Linked DNA regions of Mus musculus: region 2 is linked to region 1. The links are chromatin loops, found by intact Hi-C in ENCODE. Cell type or tissue: heart. All regions are shown on one strand. Each heading gives the region's core, and the rest is flanking DNA. Links, peaks and the distances in the headings are about the cores only.

Evidence for each region. Peaks named below come from ENCODE experiments on the same cell type or tissue, not always from the same donor. Only the 100,000 strongest peaks of a DNase experiment are listed, where the experiment ranks them.
Region 2: it touches region 1 in a loop (2.6-fold over the local background); 10 of 42 quality-filtered maps call a loop at or near these places.

Annotation. Positions count from the first base shown.
Region 1 is chr1:24,097,249-24,104,821 of GRCm38, forward strand. Fam135a (family with sequence similarity 135, member A) reads right to left here and starts at 3,093. Exons shown (of 21, transcript NM_026604.4): 1 at 2,813-3,093. In heart, for the core only: no CTCF peak of the experiment used is centred there; DNase peaks (open chromatin) are centred at 3,233 and 3,863; H3K4me3 peaks cover 2,585 bases; H3K27ac peaks cover 2,157 bases.
Region 2 is chr1:23,916,444-23,924,016 of GRCm38, forward strand. It overlaps Smap1 (small ArfGAP 1), which reads right to left and starts at 5,938. Exons shown (of 10, transcript NM_028534.3): 1 at 5,595-5,938. The coding sequence starts at 5,712. In heart, for the core only: a CTCF peak has its summit at 4,008 (motif pointing right); a DNase peak (open chromatin) is centred at 5,928; H3K4me3 peaks cover 2,070 bases; H3K27ac peaks cover 920 bases.

The DNA of each region.
Region 1 (7,573 bases), core at 1,191-6,190:
TAGAACTGTCTCTTGGTTGAGAGATAATTCACAAAGTTGGTTTGATAAAAACAAGAACTGGGTAAGAGTTTTAAATAGGATACACCCTTTAATGACAGTATACCTGGCCCTTACACCTGAACACTTAGGTACATGTTAAAAACTGAAAATCCTTAAAATAGGCAACCTCTGTATAGAAGAGCCTAACTACACTCTTGAAAGCATGCAGCCTACCAACATGCACACTGTAACTTTTTTGAAAACGTCTGGATCCAGTAAGAATGCTCTCTGTATCCCAGCTCTGCATCTGGTTCCTCCTCGGTCCTTAACCTTCTTGACACTCAAAGCAAACTGAGCTACTCAGTCTAAGGCTCTATGCTTTATCTCTGCTCACTTAAACAAACACATGTACATATCACAAAGTTCACTAGCTTTCTCCTCCATACCTCAATCCAAAACAAAGGCAATCCTGGCCTTCTCTATGTCCTAAACAATCTCTCGTGACTGACCCGTAAGTCCAAGGGGCTCTCGTTTACAGAAACTAAAGGGAACATAAAAGACAACAGGAAACTAGAGTCACTAAAGACAGAACTCTTACAGTTCCTTTCAGGATCGACTCCGGGCAAACAAAGAGTGACCCAACGCCTGCTCATTGTGTCTGAACATTAACTAATCTAAGCTCGTTCAGAGTTCACTACTATTCTACTAGATATAGTCTATAGAATTATGAAATTTTAAAAAAGACATCAAACTGTTTAGGGATTTAAATCTTTAGGGATTTAAGTACTAGTAACTTTATTGTTGCTAGTATCTAATTAAACAAAAATATGTATTTCCATGGCAATTTTTGTCTGTGGTGGCCCTAAACGTGTTTAAATGAGGGGTGATTACAGACAGATTACTGGGCTGCCCGAGTTACTACTACAGTTTACAGGTGGAGACACTGAGGGGACGCTGGATGGCTTCTTCAGACTACTACTGAGTTATGCTCTGGGTTCAAATCTTTTCACATTTACTCTTGCGCCTGCTGTATAACATAGATCCCTTATTTCAATTCAAAGAAAATTAACATAGCTCACTATAATACTAAGAATTTGTAGATGGTAACTTTCTAATGGATATTTCCCTACAAGTAAAGAGACTGGTTTTTAAAGGAGAGCAAGCATCTTTGAGAAACAGCAATCACCTATTTGCATTTGAAAAAGCATTAAAATGTAAACTATAGGAAAAGTTCTTCACTTCATCATACATACAAGTTCTTTTAAGAGAAATGTTCTTTAATTACACCGGGTTCTTCTACTTTTTTAATTTTAAGCCCACTCTGAACAAGAAACTACTCCTTTTTCCCCCTGCCTTGGTATTTTTCTTCTTAAAATAGAAATCTAAAACAATGTAAGTCCTACCTGACATAGATAACTTAAGGAAGAACTTATTGTTTGCAGGCTGCTTTGAGATTCCAGAATGAAATACATAATCCAGTTGTTCTTCAACCCTAAAACAAAGGCAAACTTTACTGACAGTAACTGCCTCAGCAGATGCCTCCAGAGCGTGACACTACACCATCGTCAACAGAAACACAAGGTTCATTTCAATTAGATTGGATTCAAAATGGAGGGAAGAAAAGCTCCCAAATGTATTAAGTTCTTTTGCCCAAATCAAAAGATTAAATACTTCTTTCTTGATAAGCAATTATCCTATTCTTGTTCGCAAAAACTGTACGCATTTATTAAATAGAACAAGCTCAAAATGATGTAACCAACCGTAATCGTAAAACAACAAATCAATACATTTTATATAGTAATTTTTGTTAAATTTCACTTCAGATTTGTTCCTGGTCAACTGTTATTTACTGGAGCACTGACCTCTGGCAAATCTTAACTCTTTATAAATGGCCAGTTTGTTTCTCATAACATGACTGGTACATGTAATTCAAGATCCAATCAAGTGAGCTGCCATTCTTTAGAGAATTTCTGGTGAAGAAAGATGAAGAAACTGCTCTGGAAGCTTCAGTGGGGATACTAGGCATAGCCCTAGCTTGCGTAGAAAGCAGAAGAGAACAGAGGTTGTTACAACTCTTCGGGGATGTAATAAAAAGTAAAACATATGGACTGAAAAAGAGGTTCCATCCACACATATAGGAAAAAGGAGTTTTATGGCTTAAAAAACAAAACACCAACATTAAAGAACTAAAATCGGTTCGGTGGTTAGGAGCGGCTGGACCGAAAGCAATGAGGCGGGGGGACCAAAAGAGGTTAAGAGAGTGAGGGCCTCTGAAGGCAAGGCTCGACACTGGAGCAAAGAGATGCTTAAACGCAACAACAAAACGCAAAAGGCCAAAAAGCCCACCCTCCCACAAGTCAGTAACTAACAAAAGAGCTAGAACGAGGTGCCAAAGGAGAAAATAGTGCTAACAGCGAGGAAACTGATCGGCGACGGCCAAGAGGTTAACGACTGGGGATGCACAGTCGAGGGACCGAGCTGGACCGAGCGGAGAGCTCGACCGACGTCGAGGGACCCCCGGAGCCAAAGGGCGCGCGGGCGCGGGTGGAAGCGAATGAGGGTCGAAGGACCAGGCGGCGACCGTGGAGTGGGGCGGAGAGCCGGCGGGACACCGGGCACGACGAGTGGCAAGGGCCGGCCGGGGGCACCCGCCTGCGCGCCGCGCCCCTCGCGTCCCCGCCGACCTTCAGCGGGCCCAGGACCCGGCTCCGACTGAGGCCAGGGCGCCAGAGGCAGACGAGGCGAGGAGGCCACTTCCTGTCCGGCCCCGCGGGGGAGATGGACCTGGCCCGCGTCGCGGGGCCGGGAGTCGCGCGGACAGCGAGGGGCTCACCTCTCAACCGGCACGGCCTCGGCTGGCGCCTGTGCGACGGAGGAGCTCTGCGTCCGGCTGGTAGGCGTCCTTAGCCAGGTCCGCACCATCCCGCCCCGGGCCCGCTCACATCGCCATCGCAGCACCCGCAACCACCGCAAAGCCAAGAGCCGGCTCGTCTCCGGCGCTCGGCTCCCGGCCCAGAGCCGCCGGCGAGCATGCGCAGTCGCGTCGGTCCCAAGGGAACCGGGCCGCCGAGCGCTACCTGCGTTCAACAGGTCCCGGCCCGCGGCCCCGCCCCTGGGGCTCTCCCCTCCCCCTCCCGCAACGTCCCGCCTTCTCTGAGGCGAGGACCCGCCCCCTTGGGCTCCAAGTCCCGCCCCCCCAGGAGACTCAGCTGCCGCGGGCCCCCGGCGCCAACCGAGATTTGAAGATTTGTTCTCCCTTCCCGGCTCGCCCCTCCCGAGTTCCCGCGAGAACGGGAGACTTGCGTCAATAAAAAGCGCGAGCCCAGCCGGGGTGGGAGCTGGGGGTAGGGGGGGGGATAGTGTGAACCACTGGTCGAGAGTTAAAGGGCCCCAAGAGATGCGAAAGGACAGTTGAAGACTGAGGAGATTTCTCTCGAAGTCATCTACGTCTTCTCTCCTTGCTGCCATGGCTAGAGCCGACCCTCGCGCCTCTGCCAGGGCAGTGGGTCGGTGCTGCCCCAGCAGTCGCTAATGGGGCCATCCATGGTGTGGCCATGCGTGCAGCTGATCTATTAGTGTCTTGATTGATGACATCTTAAATAGAAGCTTTCAGGTCTTAAATTCCATTAACGGAAGCCCATAGTCTTTCATTGATTAACTTCATTTTCTTCTTTCCCGCTGTCCGAACAGAACATTTTTTAAAGATTTATTTACTTTACATCCTGCTCGGTTCCCCCTTCCAGATCCCCTCCCCTCCCACAGTCCTTCCCCCACTCCCCCTTCCCTTCTCTGAGTCTGTGAGGCTGGCACTTCCTATCCCACTGAGGCAGGACAAGGCAGCCCAGCTAATAAAACATATCCCACATAAATGGAGCTGCTTTGGGGATAGTAGCTCCCCTCCCCCTCCCGTTGTTGAAGACCCACATGAAGACCAAGCCACACATCAGCCACACATGCTGGAGGAAGTGGGGTTAGGTCCAGCCCGTGTATACTCTTTGGTTGGGGGTTCAGTCTCTGAGAGCCCCAAGGGTCCTGGTTAGTTGGTCTTCCTGTGGAGTTCCTATCCCCTTCAGGACTGCAATCTTTCCTCCTATTCTTCCATAAGAGGCCCCTCGCTCCATCCACTATTTGGCTGTGGGTGTCTGCTTCGGTTTGAATCATCTCCTGGGTGGAGCCTACAGAGTATCCTTATAATAGTGTCAGGGTTTGGTGCTTGCCCATGGATGGGTCTCAAGTTGGGCCACCAGCAGGACATTTTATAGCTCGTTAAAGCTTCTGTGTGTGACTCAAGCAAGGTTGGGAATTTCAGCAACAGCTGAAAATTTCCCTCAGAGCTGTAACACTTTCACACAGCTCAAGATAAAATGAATGGGGAGAACAGAACACAGCTTGTGATAAAAATGAATTAGGAGGAGAGAGTGGTGTCTCTTAGATATAATGTGAGGGAACATGATGCCACTGATAATCTGCTTGAAGATGGTTAAAAATGGCAAATATTGTGTATATTTGCTAGAATAAACATGAATGAAACCTTTCTGTCCACTTGGCAGTGGTGATGTGGCCTTGTACCTTAGGCCGTTTGAAACCAAGTGTTAAATGTGATTTAACCACTGGCTTTTCTTCAGTTTTTGGGCAAAATTTGAACAGGATTGGAATGCCCGTGTCACCTTATGATAATGTTTGCATAAATGATCCTTCTGGTACAGTTACTCTTGTTTTTTACAGACAGAGTCATATCTACTACGATGGGTGTCCACAATGCACAATGGTAAGGTATTTTTGGGAAGTTATATTTCTTTAACACCAAATATGAGACTGAGGCAAGCGAAGTCTAAGTTTAGCACTTCCTTTATGGGTACAACAGCTTCGGGTTTAAAGGGCGAATATATTAGTTCATCATGTTGTGATGTTACTTCATGGCTTAATGGCTGTGGTCTCTCTGGGAAAAGAATGGTATAAGACAGTGACCATGCCAATCCTCCAGTTAAAAAGAAAGCACTCAGCTGTGTTTCAGGCTTCTCACCTGTAATTGCTGCACTGGACAGGCTGAGAGCAGCCTGAGCTACAATGTGATCCCTTTTCTCAATAAGTATATGAGAGAATTTCTTTTTAAGCTAGTGGCATGACTTGCATCTCGTTGTTGAATGGAGATAATGAGGACTGAGAAGACTTTGCTACTTAGTGAACGCAGTAAAGGAGAAGATTGGAATCTATAGACAATAAATGCACTTTTATAATCTATGTGGCATAGTCTTTAATAATGCATTGCCAGGAGAACCTTGAGACTGCACAACTGATTGGACTACAGAGTGCTTTTTACAGCACGGTATGGAAAGGCTCAAGCAGTTACGTCTGGATTGCAACTCAGATGATATGGGTTTTCCAAGTGGCAAAGCATTTGCTCGGATCAGAAGCTGTCAGACAGGAGACGCCCCTCCTACCGCCACACTTCTGAGTCACTCCTGTAGAGTGTAATTACATAGTATCGAGTGACAGCAATGACTTGACTTCATGGCTTATTCTCCTCTCAGTGTGCCTAGAGCTTACCATGGTGTTCTGTAATGTGGTGTTTATGCTAATTACTACCAGCTTTGCCATAGCAAACGCACCAGAGAGACTAACTCATATGTCTTATGATTCAAACCCTATCACTAGTCCTGACCTTCTAGCTCATTCCAGCCACGGCTCTGTGGCTCACATCAGAGCTTTTCATAGGAAGAGTGATGAACCGCCTTCTTCACCATAGCTGAAACAGACCTCTGCCCACTTCCCCTTTCCCTGGGTACAGAGATCTGTCTCTCGAATCTGGGTTCTCAGGATGGACTCACCAAGCCTAGAATCCCCCAGTCCTACTGGATGCTTTCTTGTGTCTCCCGTAGAGTTCATGTCCATGTGCCGATTGGGTTTCCAAATACTTCTCTATTTCAAAATGATTTCCAACTCCAAGGAAAAGTCAGACATGGACAAAAAGAAGCATTACTTCTAGTGAGACTAGAGAAAGGGATCAAAACATACTACGAATGGAATAAAGGAGGGCTGTCAACTTTAGATTATTTGATGCATGACAGTCTTTGCAAATATTATATAAAATAGTCATGCAACAAATTTAAAGTTATTTAAACACTAATTTACTATGAATTAAAGCCTGCATAAAAGAAAACATTCTTACCTGTATCAAATAAAACTATTGCCGTTTGTACGTGTGTCACCTTTTTTGTTTGTTTAACATCAAAACTCAGTGTTCTTGCCCTTTTCAGTTGTAGAATTTTTAAAGTTGTGTGCTTCTTTTCAGTTATCTCGTGAATTCATTACTTAATTTAAAAAGTTGAAATGTTTTATAAAACCTGTGACCTTATGAAAATGATTATAGCTCTCTGATTTATAGATGGAATAGGCTGCTTCGTGGGTGTGTTGGAAAACTTATTCTTATAAAGACCTTTTTAAAAAAAAGAAAAGGCCCGTGCTTCTGAATATTTCTTTCCCTAAATAGATTGAGTTTCTAGGACAATATTTGTAATGATTGCTGGAAGTCACTTAAAAATCCATACAACTCTAAACTCAAATGTCCATATAGAATGCAAAATTAAACATTTAAAATTCTTCTCTAGAGAAAAGTTCCTTTCAGTTCTAGGTTTTACATGGGACCAACCATTATAAATACAGTAGCCAGAAAAGCCACAACAATAAAATAACACTTTTATACTCTGCTGTCATTAGGCTTAATTTCCTTTATTGCCAATTACAAGTTTGTCTATCCTTATGTTTTTTATTTTTGAAATGTATCATATTACATTTGTTGAATGTAATATCTAGGGTGCAGAGAAAGAAAAACATACAGAATCATGAAAAAAGGGGAATTTAATTTTTAAAACTTTCCAGCCAAATCTTAAAAGGCCCTGGCTCTGCTTAGCCTCCAGGTTGATCAATTTCAGGGTGGCATGGCTGTTGACTAAAATTCAATTACATCTTGAAAGGCTATTTAAATTACTTTTCTAATTTATTCAGCAAAAAAAAAAAATGCAATTTGAACTAATCTGGGTCAGGAGCACACTGTCAGCTTCCGGGTGAGTCTATTTGTAGAAACATCTTGAAGAGGATTTTTGCCACGTGCTTGCTTTTGCAGGTTAAGGGAAAACATTCTAGGGGACAAACTTTCGTTTCTGTATCATTGCCAGAGACTCCTTAGCAACCAGAGTTGTGTGTGTGTGTGTGTGTGTATGTGTGTGCGCGCGTGTGAATGTGAGTGCATGTGTGTGTGTGTGCGCGCGCGCGTGTGAATGTGAGTGCATGTGTGTGTGTGTGTGTGTGCGAGTGTGAAAGTGAGTGCATGTGTGTGTGTGTGTGTGCGCGCGAGTGTGAATGTGAGTGCATGTGTGTGCACGTTCTATAGCATTCACCTTTAATCACTGCACTTGGGAGTCACAAGCAGGCACATCTTTGTGAGTTCAGGGCCAACCTGGTCTGCATAGTAGGTTCCAGACCAACCAGATCTACATAAAGACTTTAAAGAGAGGAGGGGGGAGATAGAATTTACCATAATGAATTTGCTGTCCTTTAAAAAGTATTTTCCACTCATTGGATGTTGTTTTTACAA
Region 2 (7,573 bases), core at 993-5,992, 180 kb before region 1:
CTGTGTGAGAGAGAATGAGGGTATGTGTGTAAAAGCATGCATTTTGCAGAGAAACTACCGGTAATTCTCCACTGATGAAGTCAAGTAATAAAAGAATATTGCAAATAATCTTTAAGGACAAAAAGTTCGAAGGAAAAAAATATAGTTCAAGTTTTAAAACAGTATGTCAGAAAGAGACTAATGATTTCCACTGGTCAGCTTTCCAGCCCCGATACCCAGGATCTAACGTGGTTATCAATCAGACAAAGCTGCAAGCCCAGCAGAAGCCTGCGAATGACAGATCCACAAAGATCAAGGGTCAGTATTTGAGGAAACTTTCAGATTTACAACTTTTAAAAATTGAAGTATTTATATTAAAAAAAACAGAAATAGTATAATAATCTGTTTTTGTTTTAATACCACCTGTAGGGATATGGGGATGCAGCTGACTATGATTTGCCTCATGCTCTAGCAGAGGCATGGTTTGCTGGCTGCAATTCTGGGAACTTTTCAGAGGGTATATAAAATGCTAGGACCCCAAGAGGCCGAGTTGGTGGTTGGTGATGTGTCGTGGTATGTTAGTAACTGCTCGAAGAAGAAACAAGGAAGCAATTAGACTCAGAGATACCTTTCCCGTCACTCTTTCTCTCCTATCAAGCGACGGGGGTGAAGTGGGAGGGGTTGAGAGTGGGAAAGGAAGAACCACAAAGTAGAAAGGCCACTACAAGCAAAGAAGAAACAAGGAAGAGATTAGATTCGGGGTCTCTGTATGCCCTCCCCACCCCCAATCCTTTCTCTCCTATCCAGTGATAGGGATAAACCCAGGAGGGGGAGACAAAGGGTGGGACAAAAGAGAACACCACAAATAAGCCAAGACCAGCTACACACCTCTGTGCTTATAAATTAATTCTGTAAGCATAAACATCAGCTCCTGGGGTAAACTTTACTTTTCAGTAAAAGTTCTTTTACAAGAGTTTTCTCTAACCCCTTCCCTGGCTAACTCTTGGAGCTGGCTCTTACAACCAAATATGCTCAGCTGTTTCTACTCTGACCCAAAAGGCAAGGTGTCTTTACATATTAGAGTCAGCCCACTGTAAGCACGTGGAAAGCACAAGTGCAGCATGAGCCACCCCACTACAGTAGAAACTACTGACAAAACCATCTAAACGTGTCTCCATCTTCCCACCTAGTCACCAACTGAGGGAGTGAAAGACAACTACGGCAGTCAAGCAATGACAATTCTGGCATGATGTGGTCAGAGTCCAGAAATGACTCCTGAGTTTTAACTTCCTGCAGGTTTTTCACCGATCCCTTAAACCCCTAACAAAAACTGGACGCAGTGGCTCTGTAGCTACACCCTGCTCTACATCCTGATTCATACACTGGCACACAGTACATGACGCACGATCCTCTTACCCTTGGACTCTGACTACCAGTAATAATCACCTCCCATACCATCTCAACCAAATCTGATCATTTTCAAAGACAGCTCGCCAAAATAAAACGGCCATATAGAAACCACTTCTACCTTCTATATACCATACCCTGGGTGTATATAGCAGTGTCGTCTAATTCTTGCTCTAGTTAGTGAAAGCTCACTGTACCTTCAACTCACAAGTCTCCTGTGATTCACAGGGTCCCCCAACGCCACGCCCTTTTACAATGTACTTACTCTCATTCACACTCACTGCCTCTGACTGTTCATTCTTATACTCATTCATACAACCAAAAGGTATTTGCTGAGTTCTATTTTCCTACCAAACTCATTCACTGTGCTTTAAGGCTGAGGAAGCTACTCTGAGCAACATAAACAAGACTTCTCCTTCAAAGCTGCAATTCAATAGAAATATGGAGTGCCCAACCATTACTTCAGTGATGTTCTAATTATAAGTGTGGTAAGATTTAAAATAATGTCGCAAGTGTACAAATAAAAGTAAACTTAGTCTGGGAAGCTGAAGGGAAACTAGAAATGACATTTAAGCAAAATGTAAAGATGAGCAAAAGCTGAAACAACAGAAGCCAGAAGGCTCATTCGTAGGACTAGCACAAAGGCTTTGAGGAATCATCAGAGCTGGTGAGCAAGGGTCAAGGCCCAGGGAAAGGGCGAGAAAGAAAGAAAGAGAAGGTTATTTCTTTTTTTTGGTTTTTTTTTTTTTGGGGGGGGGGGGGTTCAAGACAGGGTTTCTCTGTATAGCCCTGGCTGTCCTGGAGCTCACTTTGTAGACCAGGATGGCCTTGAACTCAGAAATCCGCCTGCCTCTGCCTCCTGAGTGCTGGGATTAAAGGCGTGCACCACCACGCCCGGCCGAGAAGGTTATTTCTTATAGCCGCTACCGTTACACTTGGCATACTGTTTCAGAATCACTCATTCTGAATATTGCCATGTTCAGTCTCCATTAAACATACTCCTTTCAGTCTTATAAAAGTTTCTGTACCAAAACCTAATCCAGTTCTTAACTGTCCTCAAGACCTGTGGAAAAAAGAAGTGTTTGAATTAAGAAAGCAGCATACCCTTTGAATACTACAAAGTCTGAAAAAATTAACTCTAGGGTTCAAAACCTTGAGTCTCTGACTGCCCTAAAACTTACTGAGCAAGAAAGTCATTTTCATTCCAATTTTTACATATTTTAAAAAAATCAAAGCCAGTATTACTTATGAATGAAGCTTAAATTCTGAAAAGTAAATTTAAGATGGCAAATTTAAAATGACTCCATATCCTCGCTACCCATACTGCCACCAATTAATAATCATGAGAACTGCTTTCAACTCCTGCAGAGTCACAGTGATAGCCGGAGTCAGGCAGCTCTATCTGGCAGTTCCTGCTCTCCAGTTGTACAATGTATTGAAGAACAGGGTCAAGAGCAGGAGCCGGGACCTGTGCCATCATGTCCTCCTTCCTTGCTAATACTGTCAGTACCAGACATACAAGCTAATGACTAAGAAAGTGTCAAAATCCAACCGGCACTCCTCTGCTAACTCTACTCAGGTAACAGATGATAAACTAAGCTTTCTTTTAGGTCCATGTTCTCACAGAATAATGGGAAACTCTTTTAAAGTAAGAAAACAGAACTTCACCACTTACATTTATTATGGTTACTGACATATAGAACAACAGATTCAAAGTCATACAAAAAGCCAAGGAGGATTTTACTCTAAGAATATGTCAAAATGGGCTCGCCCATACCAAAAGCACAAAACTTTACAAGAAGTGTATAAAGTTATACAGTGTATAGTATGCATACTCAGGAAGGAAAGATAGGAAAATCACAAGACTGAGGCTAACCAGGATGACAAACCCATCTCAAAAAAGAGGAGGGATGTAACAGTGGAAAAATGCTTGCCTCCCACATAGAAATCAATGGTGTTTGATCCCACAGTACACACAAATGCATCTTACACATACATACACACACACACACACACACCCTATAAATCCTAAGTAAAATGTGAAATGGTCATACCAGTGAATATTTCCTTAAGTATCAAAATAAAACAATAAAATAATTTACAACCATTATTCTAGGTTTGGCTGAAATTCATAATCTTTCTAAGTCACTGACAACAGAGCCCATGGCCTTCCAGTGGAGCCCTTGAACTACTGATACTAGACTATCCCACTTTTCCCACTTCTCAAGAAAAGAGAAAATTCATAATTAAGTGACTAAACAAGAGCAAAATAAAAAGCTATTCATTCCACATACATGGACTGGATTCACGCGGTTACACAAAAGTGATCAAAACAAATGTTGCCTACTGTTCAGAAGTAAAACTTCTTTACCCAATTAAAGAAGAACGTAATTGCTTTCTTTCCATCTCCCAAAAACAGAAAAAAAAAAAAAAAAGGTTAACACATTTAGTGAAAATCTGAAAATCTGATTGCAGTACCCCTTTGGAGAAAGAAATTTGAATCTTTTAAGTTACTTCTATTCATGAAAGGAAATTATTGGCTTACATTGACTTACATAATTCTTTTACAAATGTGTATGAATTTTCATGTCTCTGTGCCATCTGCATGCCTGGTGGCTACAGGGGCCAGCAGAGGGCCTGGGACCTGCTGTTCCTAGAGTTACAGAGAGAGCTGCTATGTGGCTCGGGAGCAGCCGGTGTTCTGACCCTAGACCATCTCTGCAGCCCTGGATGCTCTTTAGCCACAGCTTCCCAGACCAGAGTCTTTACTTAACTGTGTTAGGACTCAAGGTGATGAAACATAAACTAACTCTGGCCCTTGTTCCTTTTCTTAGCTTCTAATAACCTATTTTTTTTAAGTGTTTTACAAGTAAAAAGATAAGAGAGTGACTGAGCTTCAATACAGAACACTATTTCCTAATAACCACATGCAAGAATCAAGTACCAAGCAAGCAAATAAATATTACTACAAAAATCAGGCATGCCTTTTCTTTTAAATGCCTTGCCTAAGGATTACATGGGATAACCTCACAGTCAAGTTACTATAATGCTGTAAAGTGCTTCATAAAAATCCCAATTAAAGTGTGTACATGTGATTTCGCCCAGTAAGGAAGTAGCTGTTATGACAGAGAGATGATGCTGATGTTATGAGACTTAATTTATTCACATATAACCCAGCCTACTGCAATGGACTCTTTTGCTCAGTGTTGAGAGAAAACAGTAAAAACTCTAGAAAAGTAGTTAAATAATGCAGAAATCTTAATCCTCGCTCACAATGGCTGTCTCTGCTCCCAGCAACTACCTATTTCCCAGAGAAAAATCAAATGTACATTTTCCTAACTACATAGAAGTAGGATTTTTAAATCTCCATTACTCTCCATGATATTACTTACATTAGAAATAAACCACATCTCCAAACAAAAACTATCAGCTAAAAATAATTTATCTATTTCAAAGGCTCAAGCAGAAACCTCCACCTGAACTAAAAATAGTGGGGTTTTTTTTTCTTCTTCTTCTTCTCAGTATCTTAAAATGCACCTTCCACATTTATGAAGTGGACAGACCAGTGTCCACAAATTCGCCAATGGGTCGTCTGGGGGAATCTAACGACTGAACTCTTTATGAACATAACACACTTTCCTTAGGACACTATAACATCCAGAATAAGAGAGTGTGAGTGTGTGTGTGTGTGTGTGTGTGTGTGTGTGTTATACATAGTATACACAAATAATGAAAACCCTATCTCGATTATGTTATGCAGTGACATCTCAAACCACCCCAAAACACTGTTCTTTTTCAGAAACAGAAGTAAACGCCCTGTGCAAGAGCTGTCAGGTGGGCAGGCAGGTAGGGCTCCATCTGGGACACCGCACCACTGGGGAAAGGGAGGACGACGCGATCTCGTGGGAGGAAGGGAGGGTCGCCAAGAGGACAGGGACCTAAGGGCGACTCCACCCACGGAGTCGCTGAGGCTGAGGCAGGAGGGCTCCCACAGCCCTATCAGCACCGCCCAGCCGGCGGCCCAAGGCGGTGGCAGCGGCGCGACGCCGGCTCCGAGCCGGAGGCTGAGGCCGCGACCTCCGTGCTAGCCGAGAGCCAGAGGCCGCCCGCCCTCCCGGGAGAGCCGGCGCGGACGAGACGCCGCGGAGGGTGGGAAGGTCACAGCCGCAGGAGGCCCCGGCCGAGCGGCCACCAAGCCCGCGCGCTACCTTTGGCCTCGCAGTCGGCGCAGTACTTGTTGTCCTCCTCCCTCAGCAGTTTGGACAGGATGAGCTGGTGCTGCTCGTTCAGCTTCTGAGCCTTCTCCCGACAGGAGCGTGTCGCCATGTCGGCGGCGGGGCGGCGGGCCCGGACGCGGGCGAGCGGACGGGCGGACGGCGCTGGCGAGGCCGGGCGGGCGAGGGCACCTGACGCCGCTGGGGCCGCGGACGGACTCGGCCCAGGAAGCGGCGGCAGCGGCGGTGGCGGCGGCGGCTGGAACCGGAGGAGGGGCGGCGGCGGCCGAGCCAGCGCCGACGTGTCCCGCCTCCTCGCCGGGCCCGCCGCACGCTCCGCCCGAGCCGGCGAGGGGCGGGGCGGGAAGAGCCGCCGCTTCCGGGAGGACGCAGCGCTGGGCGCTGCGCATGCGCCCAGCTGCCCGCGTGCCGGGAGACTCCCAAGGTGATTCCAGAGAAGCGTCTGACGCTCCCCGGGGCGAGATTCCCCACTCTTGACACCTGATCGTCGCTTGAAGCCTCTAGAGACCTGAAAGTGGAAGAATTTTTTTTTTTTACCGGGAAGCGACTTTCACAGTCTTTGCATTTTTCACAGTCTTTGCATTTGTGTACACAGCACTGGAAATGTCCAAATTATAGTTATATATATATAGTTATAATGGGTAGATGCATCCCATGTGTGTGCATCGGGAGTTTGGAAACGGTATACTAGAAGCGGATGGAATGAAATGGGGCTAAAAGTGTCTTACGTTTTAGAGGAAAATAGACATGTTTGGGGGGGAGAGGTAACGTAATAAACCCTACCTCCCTCAACAATATTGATAATCTCATATACAGGAAAATGAGGCAAAACAGTCAAGTCACTTGGCCATGCTACAAGTGGAAGAGTTAAAACCAGGCAATATACCCCGCCTAGGAAGAGGGAAAGTGATCAAAAAGTGAATTATTAAAGGGATGTCACTTTAAGAAATTGTGTGCTGCTAGGATCCCTTCCCTGGGAGAAACTTAAGCCTGTTCCTTCTCGTAAGATCCTAAAGACAAACTTAGGTATAATTCCAACAAAGTTCACCCAGGAGAACCAATGAGCTTATTAGGCTTAAAGAGCAACTGGTAAGGGGTATGGATAGGAGCATAGATGACCTTAGAATAGCCACACTGGAAGGTCTGCACATAGCAAGGATGATGGTCCTTAGGAACCTGACATGGAATTCCCTCCCTCCATCTTCCCCCAGGTATATCCTCTAGCCCCTCCCTGAGACCAGATACAAGCAGGGCAGAACCACATACAACAGTGACTGAATAGTGTGGTAGGGGTTCCCTTCCATAAGTCTCCATATACCCTCCCTATGGTGGAACATAAATAGTCAACAGGCCCAGCTGTGATGGTCCTTTGCAAGAAGGCCAAGCACAAGGCTTCTGAAACTGACAGTGTGTTTCAGAAGATGTTCCTACATAACACAATGTAAACGACATTCTTCCCTGCAAGGAAAGACAGTTTTAAAAAGGAAGACATTCTCGATGATAGCCCATCAGGTTTACTAAGGTTGAACTCAGTGAAACAGTTGGAGTGATTCGGCTTGCTGTGTAGTAAGTATGAGCAATACTATGTGTGGGCCTTATGTAAGTAGAATAAACATAGCCCTGGCCTGAGGTAGGAGAGATGCTAAGAATGGCAGGAAGCAGGATTCTCTGTGATACGCTCTACCTATCCCTCTTGGGCTTAAGATTCCAAAGACATAAAAGCGGATCATGGCAGGGAAGCATTGGCAGAGAGCAGAAGACACAGTCACTGGAGCAGAAGCTGGAGGCTATCTTGGAAGCAGAGCATGCTGGGAACACAGAAAGGCTTTACAACTCAAACCTTACACATGTGACATACTGCCTCGGCAAGGCCATGCCTCCTAAACTTACCCAAACAGTGTCACTAACTAGGGACCAATTATGCAAACATCTCAGCCTATGGGAGATAGTCT